3 separate regions of the Homo sapiens genome follow, and all the other regions are linked to region 3. The links are chromatin loops, found by intact Hi-C in ENCODE. Cell type or tissue: IMR-90. All regions are shown on one strand.

Region 1 (8,000 bases), 85 kb before region 3:
AAGTTAAGATAAGAGAAAAATAAAAAATAAATAAAATGAAGACAAGAGGATGTTTTAAGATGTGATTAAATTTGAATAAAGCAAAACAAGATTAAACAGTGGTTAAAAACAATTTAGTGCAGAGGAACCTTGCAAATTCAAGTGGTTACGGGGAGAAGACAGAGAAGGAAAATGAATGAAGTGAGCTGAATGAAAGAGGATGGAAGACAATGGGCACTGATTTTCCACTGCTGTGGAAACACAAATGACATAAGCATTACATCAGTCCAGAGAGTGCTGACCCCATCTAAAGGGAGTGTTTTTTCATTTGCTATCAGGAGGGCCCAGTGCTGCCAGATCTTCTCATAGCTGAAGAAAGTTTGAAATCTCACTGTACAGTTCAATGGTGTTAAATGCATTCATTGTGTTGAGCAACCACCACCATGATCTATCTCCATAAGTCTTTTGATCATGTAAAACTGAAACTCTGTGTTTATTTAGCAATAACTCTCCATACTCCTCTCTCCCTGATATGGTTTGGCTGTGTGTACCCACTCAAATCTCATGTTGAATTGTAATCCCCAGTACTGGGGGAGGGACCTGGTGGGAGGCGATCGGATCACGAAGGTGGATTTCCTTCTTGCTGTTCTTGTGATAGTGAGTGAGTTCTTACGAGATCTGGTTGTTAAAAGTGTGTAGCACTTCCGCCTTTGCTCTTTCTCCTGCTGGTCATGTGAAGACATGCCTTGCTTGCCCTTCACTTTCTACCATGATCGTAAGTTTCCTGAGGCCTTCCCAGCCATGCCTTCTGTAACTGCAGAACTGCGAGTTAATTAAACCTCTTTTCCTTGTAAATTAACCAGTCTCAAGTAGTTCTTTATAGCAGTGTTAGAATGGATTGATACATTCCCATTCCCTAACAACCACTTTTCTACTTTGTCTCTATGATTTTGACTGTTCTAAGTTGCTCATATAAGTGGAATCATACAGTATTTGTCTTTTGCGACTGGCTTATTTCACTTAGCATAGTGTCCTCAAGTTTCATCTGTGTTGTAGCATGTGTAAGAATTTCTTTGCTTTTTAAGGCTGAATAATATTTCATTGTATGTATATACCACTGTTTGGTTATCCATTCATACCATTGATGGACACTTGGATTGCTTCCACATTTTAACTATTGTGAATAAGATTGCTAGGAACATAGGTAAAAAAATGTCTCTTCAAGATACTGCTTTCAATTCTTCCTCTTTTTTTCTTTTCTTTTCCTTTTTTTTTTTTTTTTTAAAGTTATGGGATACATGTGCAGGACGTCTAGGTTCGTTACATAGGTTTACATGTGCCATGGTGGTTTGCTGCGCCTATCAACCCGTCAACTAGGTTGTAAGCCCTGCATGCATTAGGTATTTGTCCTAATGCTCTCTCTCTCCTTGCCCTATACCCCCCAACAGGCCTCAGTGTGTGATGTTCCCCTCTCTGTGTCCATGTGTTCTCATTGTTCAACTTCCGCTTATGAGTGAGAACATGCGGTGTTTGGTTTTCTGTTCCTGTGTTAGTTTGCTGAGAATGATGGTTTCCAGCTTCATCCATGTCCCTGCAAAGGACATGAACTTATTCTTTTTAATTGCTGCAGCTGCTTTCAGTTCTTTTGAGTATATACCCAGAAGTAGAATTGCTGGATCAGATGGTAATTCTATTTTTAATTTTCGAGCCACTACACTGTTTTCTATCATGGCTGGCATATTTTACATTCCCATCAACAGGGCACAAAGCTTCCGATTTCTGTACATCTTTGCCAAACACTTCTTATTTTCTGAAGTTAGTTTGTTTTTGGTAGTCGCCACCCTAAAGGGTGTGTGGTGGTATCTCATGGTAATTTTGAATTGCATTTCCTTAATGATTGGTGATGTCGAGCATCTTTTCATGTACCCATTAGTAGTTTGTATATCCTCTTTGGAGAAATGTCTATTCAAATCCTTTGCCCATTTTTGAATGGGGTTGTTTATATTGTTGGAGCTGTAGGAGTTCTCAATATATTTGTTAATCCCATACTGGATGTATGATTTGCAGATTTTTTTCTCCATTCTGTGTGTTACCTTTTTACTCTACTGATACCTTTTGATGCACATTTTTAAAGAATTTTTATGAAGTCTAATTTTCTCTTTTGTGTTTGTGTCTCTGGTATTATTAGGTTGGTGAAAAAGTAATTGAGGTTTTTGTCATTACTTTTAATGGCAAAAACCGCAATTACTTTTGCACCAACCTAAAATATCTAAGAAATCATTGCCAAATCCAATGCCATGCCATTATCCCCCTATGTTTTCTTCTAAGTGTGTTATAGTTTAGGTCTTATATTTAGGTCTTTGACATATTTTGAGGATTCTTTTTAACTTTCTAAAAAAATTAATTTATTTTTAAGTGACAAATTATTGTGTATATTAATTAGGTAGAATGTGATGTTTTGATTTACGTATACATTGTAGAAAGATTCACTGGAGCTAACTGACATATTTATCACCTTATGAACTTATCTTTGGGGTGAGGACATTAAAATTATATTATTTTGGCAACTTTGGAATATATAACACATTATTATTAACAGGCAGTACAATTATGAATCATTAAAACTTATTCCTCCAGTCTAACTGAAACTTTGTACCCTTTGATCAACATCTCCCCGTTTTCTATTTCCTCCCCTCGCTTTCAGCCTCTGGTAACCACCTTTCTACTTTGAGTTAAATTTGTAGCTAGTGTCAGGTAAGGGTCCAGCTTTTCTCTTGCATGTGGATATCCAATTTCCCAGCTCCCTTTGTCGAAAGACTGTCCTTTCTGCATTGAATGGCCTTGGCACCCTTTCAAAAATCATTTGACCGTATATGTGAGGGTTTTTCTGGACCTTCTATTCTATTTTATTGGTCTATATGTTTTTCTTTATGCCAGTTCCGCACTGTTTTTATTACTCTATCTTTGCAGTAAGTTTTAAAATTAGGAAGGGTGAGTCATCCAGCTTTGTTCTTCTTTTTAGAGACTGTTATAGCTATTCAAGGTCCCTTGATACTCCATATGAATTTTAAGATAGATTATTCTATTTCTGCAAAAAGTATTATTGGGATTTAATAGGGATTGCACTGAAGATCACTTTGTGTGGTATAAAAATCTCAACAATATTAAGTCTTCCAATCAGTGGACATGGAATGTGTTTACATTTATTTATGTCTTCTTTAATTTCTTATAGCAACATTTTGTAATTTTATTGTTTAAGTCTTTCAGCTCTTTGGTTAATTCGTAAGTATTTTACTCTTTTTAGTCTTGTTGTAAATGAGATTGTTTTCATGGTTTCTTTTTCAGTTCATTGTTAGTGTATAAAAAATCCAATTAATTTTTGTGTGTTGATTTGTATCCTGCTCCTTTGCTGAACTCATGTATTAGCTCTAACAATTGTTTGTGGAACCCTTAGCATTATCTACATATAGTAACATGATATCCACTGTGAACAGAGATAAATTTTACTTCTTCCCTTCCCATTTGGATAATTTTTATTTTTTTTCTGGCCTAATTGCTTTTGCTGGGTTTTCCAGTGCTATATCAAACAGAAATGGTGAAACTGAACATCCTTATTTTGTTCCTGATCTTAGAGGAAAAGCTTTCAGTCTTTCACCATTGAGTATGATGTTTGCTGTGGGTTTTTCTTTACTGAATTTTATTATGTTGAGGTAGTCTTATTCTATTTTCAGTTTGTTGCATATTTCTGCCATGAAAATATGTTGAATTTCCTCGACTGCTTTTTTCTGCACCAATTGAAATGATCATTCATTTTTTATTTTATTCTGTTAATATGATGTATTATGTTGAACATTTTTTTCTATGTTGAACTATCCCTGCATTTTAGAAATAAATCCCGCTTGGTCATGGTGTATAATTCTTTAAATATACTGCTAATTGTGGTTTGCTAGTATTATGTTGAGAATTTTTGCGTTGGAGAACTTTATCCCTTTTGTTCATAAGAAATATTGATCTTCAGTTTTCTTTTCTCTTAGTGTCTTTGTCTTCATTATCAGGGTAATGCTGAATTCATAGAACAAACTAGGAAGTGTTCTCTCTTCTTCAATTTTTTGGAAAAATTAGAGAAGTAGTGGTATCTGTTATTTAAATGTTTGGTAGAATTCACCCATGAAGTCATAATATCTGGTGATTTTGTTTGTCAGGAGATTTTTGGTTACTGACTCAATCTCCTTAATAGCTATAGGTCTATTTAGATTTTCTGTTTCTTCATGACTTGGTCTTGGTAGGTTTTATGTTCCTAGAAATTTGTTCATTTCATCTAGGTTATCTAATTTGTCGGTGTAAAGTTGTTCATAGTACTTCCTTTTAAGCTTTTTTACTTTTGTAGAATCAGGAATAATGTCCCCAATGTTATTTCTGCTTTTAGTAAACTGAGTCATCTCTTTCTCTCTTAGTCAATCTAGCTTAAAGTTTGTCAATTTCATTGATCTGTTCAAATAATCAACTTTTGGTTTCATTGATTTTTTCTGTTGCTTTTCTATTCTCTTATCTCTGATTTAATTTTTAATTATTTTCTTCCTTCTGCTGGCTTTGGGTTTAGTTTATTCTTCTTTAGTTTATTACTTATTGTAAGGTTAGGTTATTGATTTAAGATCTTTCTTGTTCTTTTAATGTAAACATTTGTAGCTATAAATTTCCCCTTTAGCATGACCTTCACTGTGCACTATATTCTGTAAGTTTTGGTATGTTCTGTTTTTATTTTTAGTTTTCTCTAAGAATTTCACAATTTCCCATTTGTTTTCTTCTTTGATCATTAGCTTTTCAACACTGCATCATTTAATTTCCACAAATTTGTAACTTAAAAAAATTGTACTGGTGTTATTGATTTCTAACTTTAACCTATTGTGGTTAGAGAAGATGCTTTGTATGATACTTGCCTTTTAAAGCCTAATGAAACTTAATCTGTGGTAAAACATACAGTGTATCCTCTAAAATGTCCCATGTGCATTGGAGAAACGTGTGCTGTTTTTGTTGGGTAAAATATTCTGTATATATCTATTATTATGTTAAGTCTGCTGTTTCCTTACTCGTCTTCTATCTGGTTGTTCTAGTCATTATTTAGAGTGGCATAATAAAGTCTCCAGTTATTATTGTAGAACAGTCTGTTTCTGCCTTCAATTATGTCAGTTTTTGCTTCCTATACTTTGGTAGTTATTAGGTGCATAAATAATTTTTATTATTATATCTTCTCACTGCATTAATATTTTTGTGAATATATAATTTCCTTCTCAGTGTTTTGTAATCTTTTTTGATTGAAAGTGTATTTTGTCTGATATTAGTGTAGCCACTTCTGCTCTCTTTTTGTTACTATTTCCATAGAATATCATTTTCCATCCTTTCACTTTATTTGTATCTTTGGATCTAAAGTGAGTTTCTTATAGACAGCACTTAGTTGGATCACATGTTTTCATCCATACTGCTGTCTTTTTATTGGAAAGTTTAGTACATTTACATTTAGAGTGATTACTGATAAGAAGAGACTTCTATTATTTCACTATTTTTTATTTTATATTTTATTTTTATTATTCTATATTTCACTATTTATTATTATATTATAGTGAAGTGTTTAAATTTTTCTCATGTCTAAATTCCCATACCATGGAGATTACATTTAACATCTTAAAGTGAATATGCTTTAATTTGAATTTATACCATTTTAACTTCAGTTACGTATAAAAACTCTGCTTGTTTACAACTCTGTCCTCACCTCTTTAAGTTGCTGATGTCACAGAATTACATCTTTATACACTGTGTGCCCCAAAACATAAACTAATAGTTTTTTAAAAATGTATTAGTCTCTGAAATTGTGTAGAAAACAAAATGTGGAATTAGAAACTGAAGTTACCATAATACTCATTTTTAAACTGATTTTAATGGCTTTGTCTCTTTAATCATGGTGTAAAAAAAAGTGGAACTACAAACTGTTGTTACAATACTAGCTTTTCTAATTGCTCACATATTTACTTTCATTGAGATATTTATTTCTTCACATGACTTTGAATTACCATCCATTGTTCTTTTATTTTATCCTGCAGGACTCCCTTGATCATTTTCTTTTTTTACAGAGAAGGTCTAGTGGTAATAAATTCTCTCAGCTTTAGTTTGTCTAGGAATGTCTTAATTTTTCCCTCATTTTTGGACAACAGTTTTGCCAGAAATAGGATTCTTAGCAGAGAGATTTTTTTTTTCTTTTAGCACTTTGACTATATGACCCACTATCTTCTAGCCTCCAGAGTTTCTGATGAGAAATTTTCTGAAAATCTTATTCATGATCCCCTTTTTGTGACTAGCCACCTTTCTCTGTCACTTTCAAAACTCTCTCATTGTCCTTTGTAAGTTTGTTTATAGTGTGTCTTGGTGTGAGTTTCTTTGAGTTCATCATTGAGCTTCTTGGATGTTTATATTAACATCAACATATTCAGGAAGTTATTAGCCATTGCTTCCTCAAATATTCTTTCTGCCCCCTTCTCTCTCTCTTTCCTCCCTCTGGAACTCACACAATGTATATGTTGGTCTGTTTGATGGCGTCCCACAGATCCCTGAGGATTCTTCACTTTTCTTCAATCTTTTTTCTTTCTGTTCCTCAGGCTTGATAATTTCCATTGTCCTCTTCAAGTTTACTGCTTCTTTCTTCTGTCTGATCAAATCTGCCTTTGAATCCCTCTGCCAAATTTTGCATTTTAGTTAGTGTACTTCTCAGCTTCAAATTTTCTTTTTGGTTTCTTTCTAGGTTTTGTATATGTTTATTAATATTTCCCTTTTGTTTATACTTCATTTCTTGACTTTCTCCACATCTCCCTTTGGTTCCTTGCTCATCTTCAAGACAATTGTTTTAAAGTCTTTATCTAGTAGTTCTCTTTCAGGAGCAGCTTCTGTTGCTTATTTGTTGCTCTTTGAATGGTCAATAGTTTCCTGTTTCTTTGTGTGTTTTATAGTTTTTTTTGTTGTTAAAAGCTGGACATTTGAATCTAATATTCTGGTAATTCTGAGAATCAGTTTTTCTCTTTCCCAGGTTTGAGTTATTGTTACTGCTTTTTAAAAATTGTAGGCTGTCTCTGGGCTGAGGATCAGCCTGAGATGTAAATTTAAGGTCTTCTCATGTCTTTTCTGAGCCTTTCTCTGGGCATGTGAAGTCACTTGCTAATTTTTCCCATATATGCAGTTATTTTTGGATGCCCTATTCTTTAACGTCTGGCTCCCAAAAGGAAAAAAAGAGAAAAATAAAGAGGGGGAAGGGCATCAGCCCTTTAAATTCCACCTCTTTGTTCACCACTCTGTGATCAGAAGCAGCAATAAGTGATGAAATATCCTTGATATTTGTAGGACAGGGTCCTTTTACGCCCACCCTGGCTCCTGGTAACTCTTTACATGCTGCTCCAGGAACACAAAACAACTTCTTGCCATGAGGCTAAGAGGTGGGGGATGGACAGCTGCCAATGTGCTAAAAGCTGCAATTGACTACAGTTTTTCATCCATGCCCTCCCCTGGAAATTTCAAGTCTTCGATAGACTCCAGAGTTCCAAAACAGTTACATCAGACAGAGTCTGCCAGTTCAATTGTTGTCTACAAGGGAAGATAGAATCCTTGTGCTTCCCCCTCTGCATCGTCCCAGTATCCTCTTAAAATGAAGTAATTTTTAATTCTAGAACTAATATATTATTAAAATATTAAATGTAAATGACTAAGGAATTACATTCTGATAGAGAACAATACTAGATGAAGTTTTCTGCTAATCTGTATCCTCAGGTAAATTTTCATGAGCCTAGGCATTTGCTTTATATAATCAAGCAATGCCAGAAGAGTGGGATGGACAATGAGCAATGTAAGAATTCAAAGACAAAACAAAACACGGTTGTCTGGTATGGTTATAGATGGCTTCAAGAAGAGGTAGGACTTGATCTGTCCTTCACAGGGTCATTAGATTTGAAAAAACAAAAACAAAACAAAACAGGTTAGAGGGG
Region 2 (8,000 bases), 94 kb after region 3:
ACCAATGGGACCAAACCAGAAAATTAAATAAAAATATAATTCACCACTCACACACCCTTAAGGGTCTAGATTCAATTTCCAAAAGCATAATATTGGGTAGTTACTTGCAGTTGTGAAAATAATTTCAATCTTGGAATCTTGGTACACAGTCCCAAAATTTAAAAAAAAAAAAAAAAAAAGGAAATCCACTGTAATCCCAGTGTCTTTAAAATAATGCTGCCAGCCCGACCCCACCTCACCCCACAGTCAACCAGTTACCATGGTTCAGGATAGGACAAACTTAGGTTTTGGACAAATGAAGAGTTCAATGGCTGTTAATTGTCACAGGCAAGAAAAGAAGGAAAACCAAAAGTTGATAAATGTTAACTCAACAATTATAGTCTTTACACAGCTTGCCTTAAAACTGCTCCAGTTCAGACTTACTCTGTTCAAAAGTGAATATACAGAACGTTAGTGTATCTCTCTATTTAAATCTCAGTCTCAGTACTAATCTTCTACCTCCATGAAACATACACAACAAAACAAAAGGAAGAGCTAGGGATTTGGGAAGAGGCACTTCCAGAAAAAAAGAAAGTGACGATTATTTCAGATTTGAATTTACCATTTTTACCATTTTTTCTGTTTCAAGGTCCCAGATAATATACATTTCTTCATTAATTATTCATTTTCTGAGTGCCTACTATGGCTGGAGTACTCTATTCGATTTCAAGCTTAGAGAGAGATTGAAACAGAAACAGTAACAGTCCCTGCCCATCTCACCCTTCATTAACTTGCTGTGTGGAAGACAAGCATACAGACTGGACCCTCATGAGGCAATGGTAGTAGGGCCCACAGGGAGGTGTGCTACTGAAGCACCCTGAGGGCCTGGAGCCCACCATGCCCGTGGAGAGAGGTGCTCCTGAGGAGACAGAGTTCTGTGCGTTCTCCCTATGGAGTCCTGCATTTACTAGATTTCAATCCTCTTCCCCTGACTGATTTCAATCCACACACCCTCCCACTATTTTTTTTTTTTTTAAATAATAATAGGCTTTCTGCCCCAACTAAAGGAATTTTAGGCTTCTGCAACAAGTGGAGGAGGCATTTTGAAGATGGGACACAAAGAAGTCTTCTTTCTCCAGATCCAGAAGTCAGGCCTTGTAAGAATTCAAGCCAAAAAAAGTTCATCCATGGGAAAAACGGTTCTTCTATCATCCAGCACGTATTTGTGCCAACAGAGCTGAGGGACTTGAGTAATTCAAGAGGCTAGGGGTTGGGGGGCAGATGTGTCCAGTGGCTCCCACAGCCCCGCCGTCCTGAAAGTCACGCCAGTTAATGTGCCTCGGGGTGGATCAGCCCTCCCGACAGATGACTACTAGGAAATTAATCCCCAGTTAATAATGTGCTTTGGACCAAGTAAGTCAAGATTATTTTTCCTACAATTATACAAAGATATGCTTTTCCAGAAGGGAACTTCTGGAAAAAGAACAAATAACACTATGCTTAAAATATTATTCACATATTTAGAGAAGAAAGAACTTAAAATAGCAGAAGACCTGAATACCATGATCCACGGTGCCCACCCCTGGGAGCATGTCTTTGTGTGAGACAAGACCTAGCACAGCAGGGCTGGCTTTCTAAGGGTACGGTGAGGCACCACTGAACTCATCAAGGAACTATGCCTAGTCTTGCCCCTCTGGTTTATGTCACCAGTATCAAAGAGAGAGGACCTCTGGATGCCTGAATGAGGCAAGAACTAATGTGAAGGCCTCAGCTGCCTTAAGAGAATTATGCCCTGATCTGGCACAGTGACGAATGTCTGTGGTTATACTGCTCGTGCCGCTGGTGTGCTGCTGGTGAGGTGGTGGGGTGTGGGTGTCTTTTAAGGAAAGCGCTACTATTTTAGCTCTCTTCCACTCCAGCTCTACAAATCAGTGCAAGTCTAGTTCAGGCAGGGTCAAACCATTTTGTTCACCTACTTTCCTGCCAGTGATTTCAACCTTGACCTTCAAAAATGCTCTGCAAGATTAAAAGTGATTTAAGATTGTTTTCTTTCAGTGCAAACTGCCAGTTGATACAACCTCTTCAGTTTCTGCCTGCCAGTATAAGATAGGGAATTGTTGATACTATTTAGTGTAAATAAAATAATTTCTTAAACATTGAAATACCAGTAACAGCTGGGGGAGGACTCACCGTTAGTCAATTACACTTATGAAACTTTCAAATAGAAATTTTATTTTCAGTGGATTCTGTTTTTCTTTCTTAACTGCAAAATCAGCAAGTCATTGGTTAAAAAGTATACTCTCCCCGCTTGAAGTCAAACAAGTATTCACCCTAAGAGGCAAAGTCCAGTATCTACAGTAAAAACTGGTAAGTAGTTGTTATTGTTTGTTTCAGAAATTATGCTAAAATCTAAAATATAAATTTTACAAATTTTCTTGAGGCAGAGAACTGCCACACCTAAGATGTCAGAACAATGAAACCACGTTTATAAAAAATGGTTTTTAGGCTCAAAAATTAGAAGAAAGAAATGTAACAGTTTTTTTGTTCCTCCCTTTTGCTTCATGGATAATCTTATCAGACCTTCAGACTTCATTAGCAGACAATTAATAGTCATCATACTTTTAAGAAATCTTTTAGTTTGATCATTGTATTTGAGTTTGTCTAACCAGAAATGGAACAGACTTAAAACCTGTAAACTGTACTTTGATAAACTGATTCCATGTTTTAAATGAAAATTTTTCATTTATGAAGGAAGATAATGTGAACTTTAAGTCATAGGACTTTAGGATATTTTTTAAAAGTACATTATTTCCAAGGTCATCATAGTATCAGATTAATGGATTGTTATAGCAGCCTATAATGGGTATTCAAATGAAAAAGCTCTGATATTTTAAAACAATTGTTTCTATATTGAAAATAGTGTTAACAATATGGCATCTAAGGATCTTACCTTAGGAAGCCTTCCCTCCATGTCCTTGTTTGGAAATGGTTCTTGACTGACCCAGACAAAGAGTTCTGGGTAATAAACCTATAGAGACACAAAAGCATACACATTCAGATTAAAAACAGGATCCACTCTGAAACTACACGGGATAACCTTAATGAGCTCAATTCTCCTCAATGGTTACTTATTCCCGACTACCACTTAGAGCACTGGGGAAACCATTAACTCTTTCAAACTGTTAGTGTGCTTCTGAACACGCACTGCACTCAGGAGAGTTTCAGCTCGATGTCTTCCAAGATTAAGTCCAATAAAGCAGAGATATCAATCAATGTTATTTTTAGCAGGCAAAGTAGCAGCTTCATGGTATGTCTGGCTGAGTGCACTAAGTCATCGGGGAGGTCTAACTTTCAAAGGATTCTATAAGTATCCTTGCAAAACTCCATCAAACACTGTTAAGGGTTATTCTGATCATTTATTAGAAGGCCAAAGATTATGAATAAAATAAAAGAGGAAAGAAAGCAGCAGCCCAGATTCTCTCCAAGTCCATGTGGCCAGTGACAACACATTCTGCCCAGCTGCCTGAAACAGCCAAGTGTCTGAGGGAGGGGCGGGAGATAGGTGTCATCACCATGAATGATTCAGAGAATACTAGCTGATGAATTCGGTGGTGGGAGGGGGTGGAGCGAGGGAGTGGAACTGAGTAACTCTTCTTTAAATATACAAAGGATGATTAGCATAAGGTTGCCGACCAGCTGTTCTCCATCTTCAAGTAATGACAGGAGAGGGGAAAGGCCTTAAAATTACAACTAAGATTTGGGTCAGCTCTAAGGAAGAACTCAGCATAAGAATTGTCAAATTACTAAAAGAAATTAGAGAAAAACTGTGAAATCTTCTTTAAAAAATTTAGAAACAGAATCCAACAACCATCTGTCAGGGCTAATTCACATTTAATATAGTTCTGATTGAAAGCAGAGTGAAATTAGGTAAGATTCCCTCCAGATCAGATTCTCCAAATTCTGCAATAAATAAGCCTCACATTTAATAAACAACAATTAAGAGTCACACCTCATTAACAGATTAACAAACAGACTTAGATGTGTGTTTACATTTTGGTTTTGGAAGCCGTAATTGAGGTAACCTAATCATTGAGTTGACTGTAATGCTTGGTATACCCCGATCAATCCATTTTGTCAGGGAATCTAGGGTAGGAAATGTAGATGGCTAAGTGTGTTCACTCTTCGGAATAATTGAACAGTAACTAACTATCTTTGCTCTACACCAGTGACATTTGTAGCACATCCTAGCTTACAAAGCAATTTTGCATACATTACTTAATTTGTCCTGATGATAAGCCAATAATATTGGTCTTATCATTAAACAAATGAAGAAATTGAAACTCAAAAAGGTCGACTTGCCCCAAGTCACACAGGTAGTGTAGGGTAGGACTGAAACTCACACTAGGTTTCCAGATTCTAAACTTCAGTTCCTTCCACTATCCTGCTGCCCTCGCATTATCCCAGAATGCAAATCGCCTACCACCACTCCCTCAAAATTATACCAGTCCACAGCCGCCACCCACGTTTGGGTCTTAAAGAGAGCTCATTCTGCAAGAGCTAGAACTATTTTCTTTTTGGACTGGGTCTGTTTTCTGAGCCATGTGGTTCCCCTCACCCCAACCACCTTACTTTTCCACATATTCCTCTCCTGTGCCCAGCTCCTTCAGAAAGTAATCCACCATCTGCCTTGTTTGGGACAAGCAGCCACTTCTGACATTTCCTTTATCCAGGAATGGGTGAAGAAAACAAAATAATCTCAAATACACAAGCTTTTTTCAGACTTATAACAAAGTCACAGCACACAAAAGCCCAGTTTGGGCTCAACTTTAGGGGACCCCAAGTTTGAATCTACTGTTAAATTCACTTCATATAAATGGATATAAAGTGATTACATTTCTATATTACCACTTTAAAAATCATATTTCAAGTACAGTCTTAAAATATTAGTGAGAAATTAAGTTCTGTTGGAAACCAAAAACGTTGATAAAAGTACATGTAAAAACTTTGTAGGCACAGGAAGCAAAGAAAAGCAAGGTCAGGTAAGTATTGTCATTCTTGCGTTCTTGTGCTTTTCTGGGATATTCCATTTTAACGAAATGACACTGCTTTAACATTTAACTTCTAAGCATCATTACTAAAACCACCAAAGTCTAATTTGTAGGGGAAAATAGCTTGCCTTTCAGAAATTATTACACCTATTCTAACAATCTGTTGTTCTAAGAACTCTCCATTTGCTAAAAAAAAAAAAAACAAAAACAAAAACAAAAAAAAAGCCAATGACTTTTGCCAAAGAACTTGGGAACATGAATATCTGACAGCAAAACACACATGACTAAGGAAACTTTCTCCCTTACTTCATATTTGTTACACTGACCAAGGCTTTTTTTTTCACTATTAGGCATTTTTAGCACATTAGGCATTTTTTAGTATTTGAATCATCAAGTAATCATTGTATACTTTTAGAAAAATGAACGTTGCTTTGGCCTTCTGGTAGTTTTCCAATCTCCTTCAAAGTCAGAACCTTAAGCCAAAAATGGCAGGGACAGAGGAGTCTCAGTTACATTCTTAAAACCTGCTTGGCTGGTATCTAAGAACTCAGCATATCCCTAGACATAGTACCTAAAGGAGATATTTAAACTTTTCATTTTTTTAAGCACAGCTAGTTTTAAGAAACCGTGGTAAATTACTGGAAACAAATATGATCTATCTGCATTACAGCATTGTTCTTTCTTATACCTGCAGTATTTTGAGACTCTAAAGTGAAGAGCTTAAGAGAAAAGATCTATTGACAATCATTAATTACCTTTGCTCTCAAATGATTCAGACCTGACCTTTGGTATTCCGCAAGGGCCTGAACTTCCATTCCATTCCCAGTGCTGGATGTGGAGAATGGGTGATCCCAAGCAACAATCATTTGCCTTTCTGTCAAAAGCTGTCTCGGTTTAAATGTACTGTATTTTCTTTGCCTCTTCTTCTCATCGGAACATGTTCTAGTCTACTCGCCAGGTGCTACTTCTGGCAGTCAGAAATAGTGCCACTTTTCAACTTCAAGTTTCTTACCAACCTTTTTTGCATTCATGCAGCAAGAGTTCATGAAATAGCTGCAAAGTGCTGGACACTGTTAGGTTGTGGGAATTGCAAGAGAAACAGAGTTTCTGCCTTCTAGATGCTCACGTCTGGGGGTGGGGCAGGTACAGCAGGGGTGATCAATCCACAAAAATTTACTTTTAAAAATGTGTTATGGGCTGACTTGTATCACCTCAAAATTCATATGGGGAAGTCCTAACCACCAATACCTCAGAATGTGATTGTATTTGGAAACAGGATCTTTGCAGAGGCAATTAAGTTAAAATAAGGACATCATCAGGGTGGGCCCTAATCTCAAGTGACCCATGTCCTTCTAAGAAGAGATTAGGACACAGATACACAGAGGAAAGACCATATGAAGACACAGGGAGAAGACAGCCATCTACAAGCCCAGAAGGGAGGCCTCAGAAGAAACCAACCCTGCCAACATCTTGATCTCAGACTTCCAGCGTCCAGATTGTTAGAAAATAAATTTCTGTTGTGTAAGCTGCCCAGTCTGTGGCACTTTGTTATGGCAGCCCTCGCAAACTAAACACAGTGTGCTTTTTAAGGGCAACAACAAAAAAGAAATATATAGGTTAAGTCAAATGTAATAGCTGCTGGAACATCTATCAACAGACTAAACAACAAACAAAACCAACATTTAGCATAATATCCAGTAGTGCTGTCAACAAAGGAAATGGGGGTGGCAGTGAGCACATCTGGGAGGGCATTTGATGGCTGTCAGAATCAGCCAAGGAAGATGATAGAAGGGTGAGGGATAAGTGCAGAATAAGCTCCATGCAGGCAAGTGGCCCTGTAGCCAGGTCTCCCTGCAGCTCCTAGGGGCCACAGCAGTAACAAGACCCACATGAACCCATGAGTTTCTGTGCCCTCAGTTTTCTAACTAGTTCAGAATATTAGGAACTGACAATGACCCTATCACTGAAGCTTTTGAGTGCTGATAATATGAGGGTCAGAAAACTGGTAAGCTGATCCATCTATCTAGAGTCCATCTGTGCTTGCTGAACTGTAAAGCTGCCCATTCTTCTTGGTGCTCATCAACTGACACTCCAAACATGGACACGTGGCTGATACTGCATTCCATTCATTCATTGTCTGAATTCAAGTTTGTGTTTTTCATGAAGGCCAATTAAATTAACTTTCTTTTTGACACTTCATTGAATTCTCTATTGTTGTTTCGGTGGTTTGCATCTAGAAAATTTAAGCGTTCTGGGTATGGGAATACCTCAAAACTGTTGTTTCATTAAACAAACCAAAGTTTGCATTAATCTTCACAAAAAGTATGTCTTCTTTTAAAACTGCTTTTTCCATGTATACAATAAACAATTGTTTTTGCCCAAATAAAATCCTCAAAACCCTCTAGAATACTATTCTTCCAGAAGTCTATTAGAAAATCAGAAAAGCAAATCGTACCTTCAACAATTGAGAAAACAAAAATGCTAGTTAAAAAAAAAAAAGTAGAGGGAAGGAAAATTTTGTTACTTTAATTTGGAGAATATGCAACAGTTTTGTTTGAATTCTGGGGAAGTTTGAGTGTTTATACTTGTCACTGAATATATTGGTTAATGCATCTTTTTCTATGATGCTATATTTATCTCACTGACAATTAGGTTGAAAAACAACAGAACGTCATAAAGAACCACACTGGTTTAAAATATACTAATCATGACTTGTATTTAGATATCCTTGATCAATTCTTAGGAAATACCAATTTTATGCTTTTGGGTATAATTAATATACTTAAACCCACTATATATTTAAATATTACTTATAGTGAAAATGTGCTATTTCGTACTGATTCTCTTGAATGTATTGATAGTTGGGTAAGTTTCAATATTCTATCACAGCATACAAATTGGAAATAAAATACTCAGGGTTTTGTCCCTCCCTTCCTTCTTTCCTTTCTTTTGAGGCTTGTTTTACTCTTTGGA
Region 3 (8,000 bases):
AATGCAGAATCTGGGATGAGAGGACTCACAAGGCAAGGGATGGAGGTGGGCCCCAGGGGTTAAAATATGCAAGGGTAAGAAGTAGGACAGACAAAGACTTGGGGGAATTCTAAGGGTCAGAAGCTAGAGTGCTTTAAAAAGAACCAGAGTTGAGCTAGAATTAATGCTGCTACAAAAAGGTAAGATAATTGAGACTTGTAGAGAAAAGACAACATATTTTATGACTGTGTCTCTATAGTGAAGCCATGATGCACAGTAACATGCTGTGTATTTCTCCCAGTGCTCCTCACTCACCCTGCCTCCTGGGGATTCTAGAAAACCTACAAGTTTAGAACCTAAAGCAGCTCCTGGGAGAATGATAGTAAATGCCTGTCTTAACTCCTAAAAGTTGAACATGAGATCCTGAGCCATATAACATGATAAGTTCTTATCCTTCATCTCTTGCACATTTTAAAAGAGGCCTTCTCTGTGTCCCTCACTCAATGATATGGTTTGGCTGTGTCCCAACCCAAATCTGTTCTTGAATTGTAGTTTCCCATAATCTCCACATGCCATGGGAGGGACCCAGTGGGAGGTAATTGAATCATCAGGGCAGTCCCCCATGCAGTTCTCTTGATAGTGAGTTAGGTTTCATGAGATCTGATAGTTTTATAAGGGGTTTTTCTCACTTTACTCGGCACTTCTCCTTCCTGCCACCATGTGAAGAAGGAGGTGTTTGCTTCCCCTTCTGCCATGATGGTAAGTTTCCTGAGGCCTCCCTAGCCATGCAGAACTGTGAGTCAATTAAACCTCTTTCCCTTCTAAATTACCCAGTCTCAGATATGTCCCTATAGCAGCATGAGTATGAAATAATACAGTAAATTCATACCACAGTGAGTGGGGTGCTGCTAAAAAGATACCTGAAAATTTGGAAGCAACTTTGGAACTGAGTGTCAGGTAGAGGTTGGAACAGCTTGGAGGGCTCATAAAAAGACAGGAAGATGTGGGAAAAGTTTAGAACTTCCTAGAGACTTGTTGAATGGCTTTGACCCAAATGCTGATAGTGATATGGACAATAAAGTCCAGGCTGAGGTGGACTCAGATGGAGATGAGGAACTTCTTGGGAACTGGCGTAAAGGTTACTCTTGCTATGCAAAGAGACTGGCAGTATTTTGCCCCTGCTTTAGAGATCTGTGGAACTTTTGAACTCAAAAGAGATGATTTAGGGTATCTGGCAGGAGAAATTTCTAAGCACCAAAGCATTCAGGGGGAAGCAGAGCATAAAAGTTTGGAAAAATTACAGCCTGATGATGCAATAGAAAAGAAAAAACCATTTTCTGGGGAGAATTCAAGCCGGCTGCAGAAATTTGCATAAGTAACTAGGAATCTAATGTTAATCACCAAGACAATGGGGATAATGTCTCCAAGGTATGTCAGAGACCTTCACGGTGGACCCCCATCACAGGATCACAGGCCTAGGAGGAAAAAATGGTTTCCTGGGCCAGGTCCAGGGCCCCCCTTCTCTGTGCAGCCTCAGAACATGGTGCCCTGTGTCCCAGCCACTTCAGCTCCAGCCATGGGTAAAAGGGGCAAAGGTAGAGCCTGGGCCATGGCTTCAAGGGTGCAAGCCCCAAACCTTGGCAGCTTCCACGTGGTGTTGAGCCTGTGGGTACACAGAAGTCAAGAATTCTGGTTTGGGAACCTCTGCCTAGATTTCAGAGGATGTGTGGAAATGCCTGGATATCCAGGCAGAAGGTTGCTGCAGGGGTGGAGCCCTTATGGAGAACCTCTCTGCTAGGGTAGTGTGGAAGGGAAATGTGGAGTCAGAGCTCTCACACAGAGTCCCCACTGGGCTACTGCCTAGTGGAGCAGTGAGAAAAGGGCCACCGTCCTCTAGACCCCAGAATGGTAGATCCACTGACAGCTCACACCATGCTCCTGGAAAAGCCACAGACACTCAACACTATCCTGTGAAAGCAGCCAGAAGGGCACTATATCCTGCAAAGCCACAGAGATGGAGCTTCCCAAGGCTGTAGGAGCCCACCTCTTGCATTAGTGTGACCTAGATGTGGGACATAAAGTCAAAGGAGATCATTTTGGAACTTTAGGGTTTAATGACTGCCCTATTGGATTTCAGACTTGCATGGGGACTGTAGCCCCTTTGTTTTGGCCAATTTCTCCCATTTGGAACGGGTGTATTTACCCAATGCCTATACCTCTATTGTATCTGGCAAGTAACTAACTTGCTTTTGATTTTATAGGCTCCTAGGCAGAAGGGACTTGCCTTGTCTCAGATGAAACTATGGACTTGAACTTTTGGGTTAATGCTGGAATTAGCAAAGATTTTGGGGGACTGTTAGAAAGGCATGATTGTGTTTTGAAAAGTGAGGACATGAGATTTGGGAGGGGTCGGGGGGACAGTAATATTTTTTGGCTGTGTCTCCACCCAAATATCATCTTGAACTGTAGTTCCCATAATCCTCATGTGTTATGGGAGGGACTTGGTGGGAAGTAATTTAATCATGCAGGTGGTTCCCCATGCTGCTGTCATGATAGTGAGTTCCCATGAGATCTGATGGTTTTACAAGGGGCTTTTCCCCCTTGCTTGGCACTTCTCCTTCCTGCTCCATGTGAAGAAGGACATGCATGCTTCTCCTTCCACTATGATTGTTAAGTTTCCTGAGGCTTCCCTAGCCATGCAGAACTGTGAGCCAATTAAACCACTTTCCTTTATAAATTATCCAGTCGTGGGTATGTCCTTATAGCAGCATGAGAACAAACTAATACACCCACCCAGAGAGAAAATGTGTTGAAATGGCAAGATTACCAGAAGAAGGCTCTGGGACATAGGTCCAGTCCTGGCTTTGCCAAAACTTATATGACCTTAGACAAGTCACTCAGACTGCCTGGGCTTTACTATCCCCATTTGGAAATAAAAATATTAACATAGATTCTATGTTATAGACAATCCGGCCGGGCGCGGTGGCTCATGCCTGTAATCCCAGCATTTTGGGAGGCTGAGGCAGGTGGATCACGAGGTCAGGAGATCGAGACCACAATCCTGGCCAACATGGTGAAACCTTGTCTCTACTAAAAATACAAAAATTACTTAGGCATGGTGGCGGGTGCCTGTAGTCCCAGCTACTCAGGAGGCTGAGGCAGGAGAATCACTTGAACCTGGGAGGCAGAGGTTGCAGTGAACCAAGATTGCACCACTGCACTCCAGCCTGGCGACAGAGCAAGACTCCATCTCAAAAAAAAAAAAAGATCCCTGAGTCTAACAATCTATGAAGCAAAAGAGAGAATCAGATACAGCTTCTTCATAGATAGGTTCCCCGGAGGCTATGTTTAATGCATGACTCTCAAGTCAGGCTGGTTCCCAGGTCCTGATTCATCAGGCTGGTGATTTATTAGGCTTAAATAACTACTATTCCCATATAAAAACAAACAAGCCTAATTTCGTTTATTTCTCCTACCTAAGAAAGAAGTCAAATGTTAATAATTTATAAAAATAGTGAAATAAGAAAGGACAAGGGATTGAAAAACCAGAGGCAAAGGCTTTTTTTTGCTTTGAGAAAGATGACAGACCATTTCCTTGAGTTATTAGTGTACAGTGTCTAGGGAATGCATATAAAGAGCAGATGAATCCATTTGGCATGTCCACACAGCAATATTTGGAGAGGATGGGAGTATTTCCAGAGAATGATAAACACTAACATGCCTTCAAAAGCCTGAACTTGGGGTGGAGCAGAGACTTAGAAAGATACTAGTCTGAGAATGACATAATTCTAAATGCATGACTCACATTTACTTTCACTAAGCAAAGTTTCTGGGTAGAATATATACCCAGGGATGTCGTTAGTATTCCTTGTAGAATCATTACCTGGGACAACAGTTAGTCAATTACTAATACTCCTGCAGATTGAAAAGAGATAGGCTCCAAGCAGGATGAGATTGAGTTTTACTTGAATGTTTCCTAATTTGCTTTTCTTATTATATTTACTGTACTAGAGAAGCAGTGTGTGCAGTGGTTAGAAACTTGAAGACACTCTACCCATGGTGTATCATTTAGTAGCTGGGTGAGCTTGAGCAAATTATTTAATCTCTTGCTTCAGTTGGCATGTCTCTGAAACAGGATTATAACAGAATCTCAGAGTTGTTGTAAAGACTAAGTGAGCTAATACTCATATATAGCTTGGAAGAGTGCCTACTGAGTGCTGAGTAGCACTGTGTGTTACCTAGGGTAATTATTGCTCCTGTTACATATGTTGGTGTGGAATAACTTGTGTGGCCACGACCAGGTAAGGTGCAGGTATCTAATTTGGAGTCATGATTGGGCACTGGCCAAGTAATGATAATTGTTAACATCGGCTGGACTAAAAAGACCAAAACTTGGGTGGAAAAGTCTTACTACTTCTTACTCATGGTTAAGTCTTCTCACATAACCAGTAGTTGGCTGTACTTTGGTTTTCATTCTAATCGTACCCCATCTCTCCAAAGTGGGAAAGAAGAGTTGAATGAGTATAACTTGATAATGATATGAAAAATTCAGTGGTCTGAGATAGAAAGGTGATGTGTTGTGACAATTCTTTCAACAATATTGGGAACTGGATTAGGAGTGAAGGATCATGAAACTAGCAGCTATTATAATTCACAGATGCATTTCACTCCAGAAATAGGATATTCCAAGCTCTTTCCGTGCTTACTTAGTTCTTTATAGATTTTCAGTTTTAGCAGAGAGTATTTGCCAATCATATGGCACCATCATATGCTTGAAATGAGAAAAACACCATTTGGGGACAACTGGACTCAAGAGAATTAACATGTTTCCATGCTGTCAATATTACTAAGAAGGAGTCAGACATTCCTTACACAATATCTTCTTTCTATACTTTTTATTTTAAGTAGATACACTGATCTGTGTAATGTTTCTAATTCCAAGTCTGTGTAAATAAAAAAGGAGAAGTGGATTGGATAGCAGGTCATACATAGAGAACAACATGACTCTCTAAGTAGCAGGTCATACTCAGAGAACAGTATGCCTCTTGTTTTATTTACCTCTTTTCAAATAAGTAAAACAGCCTCTGTTTTCTTCTCTTTTCCTCTCTGACATTCTGGTAAGTTTAGTATCCATTATTCAAACAACTATGGCTAAAAACAAAGTTTAACATTTTTTGTATCTAATTGGAAAACAATGAAGCGTTCTCATTACATGATGATAATAAACAACACTCTGGGCTTGTTCTTTCCTAACTTCATTTCTTATTTGAACAAACATCCTTTCTGCACCCCAGTAATTGTTCACGTAAACCATAGTTCATTTCTTTAGTTCAAGTCCAGGAACCAAACTTTGTTTGCAAAAGTGCTCTAATCTTTACTGAGTACAGTTGGCAAACAATTTCATTTTGTGTGTACTAAGAAGGGTGCAAGGTTGGAAATGAGGGATGTGAGGCTACAGACTGGATAGCAGTGGACATTTTTTCTGAGGTAATGACTTTAATAATCCTACACTTGACAGAAAGGGCAAGACAGAATATAAAGTTGACAGTTCTAAGCTTTATTATTCCCCTGAATTTTGGCAATTACTTTAGCTCTTGTAATCAGTCATTACACTTACCATTTTATCTCTAAAGCCATAGATTGAAAATACTTATACACATCCACTAATCTCTATATCAATGGTATCAAGCAGATGGTAGATTGTGTAAGTTAGGATTAGTATCAACTGCATGTAACAGACAAATTCAGAACAACAGTGACTTAAACAAGATTGATGTCTCTTATTTCTCTCTCACACAAACAGAATACAAAAGTAGGCAGTCCAGAACTGATAAGGTGGCTCCACTGAGTTGTCAGGAACCCAAGATCCTTCCATGTCTCTGTTTTATCATCCCTAACTGTGGCTTCTGTCCCTAAAAGCCCCCCAAAGCCTCCAAATCACATTTATAGACTGGGGAACAAATGAAGGAGACTCTCCATTAAGGGATTTTTCCCTGGAACTCCATTTAACCATTATATCTACATCTCATTGGCTGAAACTTAATGACAGCTAAGAGGGCTGCAAGAAAGGCTGAAAAATTGTGCCTTTTGCTAGGTAGTTACACACCCAGCTAAAGATGTGGTCTCCTATGGCCAAGAAGCAAAGCATAGATAATGGAAGTTAGCTAGCAGTCTCTGTGCAGAATATTGCAGTAGATTCTAAGGGTAGAAAGAAATTGAAAGGAGCCTGTGAAATAACACCTAGCCTTTCAGAAACCTATATTTATCTTCTCTAAGTTTATTATTTCTATAAGTAAATGCAGGTTAGCAGGTTATATTATTAAATTCATGTATTGATAATGTAGCAGTTGCAAAAACTGATTATAGAAAGTGGAGGACATAAGAGAATTAAGTCAGGAAGTTAGCTTTTCTACTCTTCTCAGACCACCCATCTGCTGATCCTCAGGAAGTTACATGCCATGATAGTGTGAGCATTATGCACATATCACCACGTCCTGACACCTCTACAAACAAAAGGCAAGTGCATATGCAAAGAGAGGGTAATTTGAGGTATAGGGGAGACCCAGACATTGTCATAACAAAATAGATGACTCCAGAACTGCTGCTCGGTTGAAGAAAAACTCTATTAAGTTCTAGATGACTTAAGAGAAGGCATATATTTAGAATAACCTATGTAGGAAATGAAATTATGCACAATACTATGATAAAAATGAGTCCATGAGTGCTGAAGGGGCACAGGAAACACATACACAAAGGTAGGACTCAGTGAAGAAAAGCCTGGGGAGAGAGAGTATTGAGGGTCTAGTTGAATGAAGGTCCCAGCCAAGAAGCCATGTGGAGGATTCCAGCTGGCTGAGAGGGTACTGGTAGTTCGTTCTCTCCTCACAACGTTAGTTTCAAACACCTCTTAGGGCTTAGAAGAAAAAAGTGTGCAATTTAATCACCTATTACTCCAGAAATAGTTGAAGCAAGAATCGGAATCACATCTATCATCCCATAAAAGCCAAATAATGAAATTTTAAATGGAAACTAAGAGCAGAAACGCAGACACCCACTTGTAGATCACAGAAAGAACACCTCTCTTGGGGTATTTTGTTCTTTGCCCTGGCTGTAAGGGAATCCCAGGTCAAGTCCACACGTGGAGCTCACTGTGGTCAGGTAGCCCTGGGTGACCTAAGTCTTCTCAGGGATCTTTGTGAAACACGCAACCCTATTAACTTTACAGTTTTATTTAGTCTCACTCTAAGGGGTGGATCAGTCTTTCTGACTGACCTGAGACAACCCCGTGCAGCTGTGGCCTTGACAAAATTCTCAGTTATCCCTCTGGCAAGGACAGAAATGAAATCATGAAAGGATTAAAAAAATTCCTTTTTCTCTAAGATTGCAAAGTCCCCTCAGATGGTTGAATGGAGAGCAGATAAGGAGAATGCGTGAGAAGCACTTTTCCTCAGACCTCAGCCTTCCTGTAGCCCAACCCAACAGCATTTTACCCCTAGGATTATAAAGAGAATGACTGGGGAATTAGACCAGCAGTATTATTAGCAATATACTAGGAGGCACAGCCCCCATTTCTACCTCAGGATCTGAAGTACCTTTGATACATCTTCTGGTTTCTTGGGCTTTGTCCTATTCTGATAACAAGTGCAGGCACAATTCGAGAGGCTTGATGTATCACACTTCTTAAACCTCTTCAATGTGGCTGGCCAAAAACAACACTTGACCATCCTTTTTCTTCCCCTTGAAGGTGCTGTAGGGCTGTATTTGGAACACTTAGGGGTTCTGGGAGCCACCAGTGGTCCTTGCAAAGAGAAACTAGGGAACAGGGATGTTCTCAGCTGTGAGGATCTGTGAAGGGTATTCTCCTAGCCTTCTACTTGGTAAAATGTCATAGAGATGCATAAAAGGGAGACAAGCAAGGCTCTTCAAACTGTTTATGGAAAAGCACAATATTCATGTATTAAATTAACATCTGATGATGCCCGTCTTAATCAGGCATTAAACCAGGAACTAGAGATACAATG

What was found. Peaks named below come from ENCODE experiments on the same cell type or tissue, not always from the same donor. Only the 100,000 strongest peaks of a DNase experiment are listed, where the experiment ranks them.
Region 1: a loop joins it to region 3, with 3.0 times the contacts of the local background. A loop is called at or near these places in 4 of 110 quality-filtered maps.
Region 2: a loop joins it to region 3, with 2.3 times the contacts of the local background. A loop is called at or near these places in 4 of 110 quality-filtered maps.

Annotation. Positions count from the first base shown.
Region 1 is chr5:111,553,734-111,561,733 of GRCh38, forward strand. The region is part of intron 1 of STARD4-AS1 (STARD4 antisense RNA 1); the gene reads left to right. Among named protein-coding and RNA genes, the nearest start is that of STARD4, 45 kb to the left of the region's middle. In IMR-90, no CTCF peak of the experiment used is centred here; no DNase peak of the experiment used is centred here.
Region 2 is chr5:111,732,501-111,740,500 of GRCh38, forward strand. NREP (neuronal regeneration related protein) reads right to left here. Exons shown (of 4, transcript NM_004772.4): 3 at 2,930-3,007. STARD4-AS1 (STARD4 antisense RNA 1) reads left to right here. Exons shown (of 7, transcript NR_040093.1): 6 at 1-2,346; 7 at 5,804-7,226. Among named protein-coding and RNA genes, the nearest start is that of NREP, 21 kb to the right of the region's middle. In IMR-90, no CTCF peak of the experiment used is centred here; DNase peaks (open chromatin) are centred at 1,701, 3,591 and 5,421; H3K27ac peaks cover 3,027 bases.
Region 3 is chr5:111,638,369-111,646,368 of GRCh38, forward strand. All of the region lies in intron 1 of STARD4-AS1 (STARD4 antisense RNA 1), which reads left to right. Among named protein-coding and RNA genes, the nearest start is that of NREP, 110 kb to the right of the region's middle. In IMR-90, no CTCF peak of the experiment used is centred here; DNase peaks (open chromatin) are centred at 3,363 and 3,663; H3K27me3 peaks cover 2,056 bases.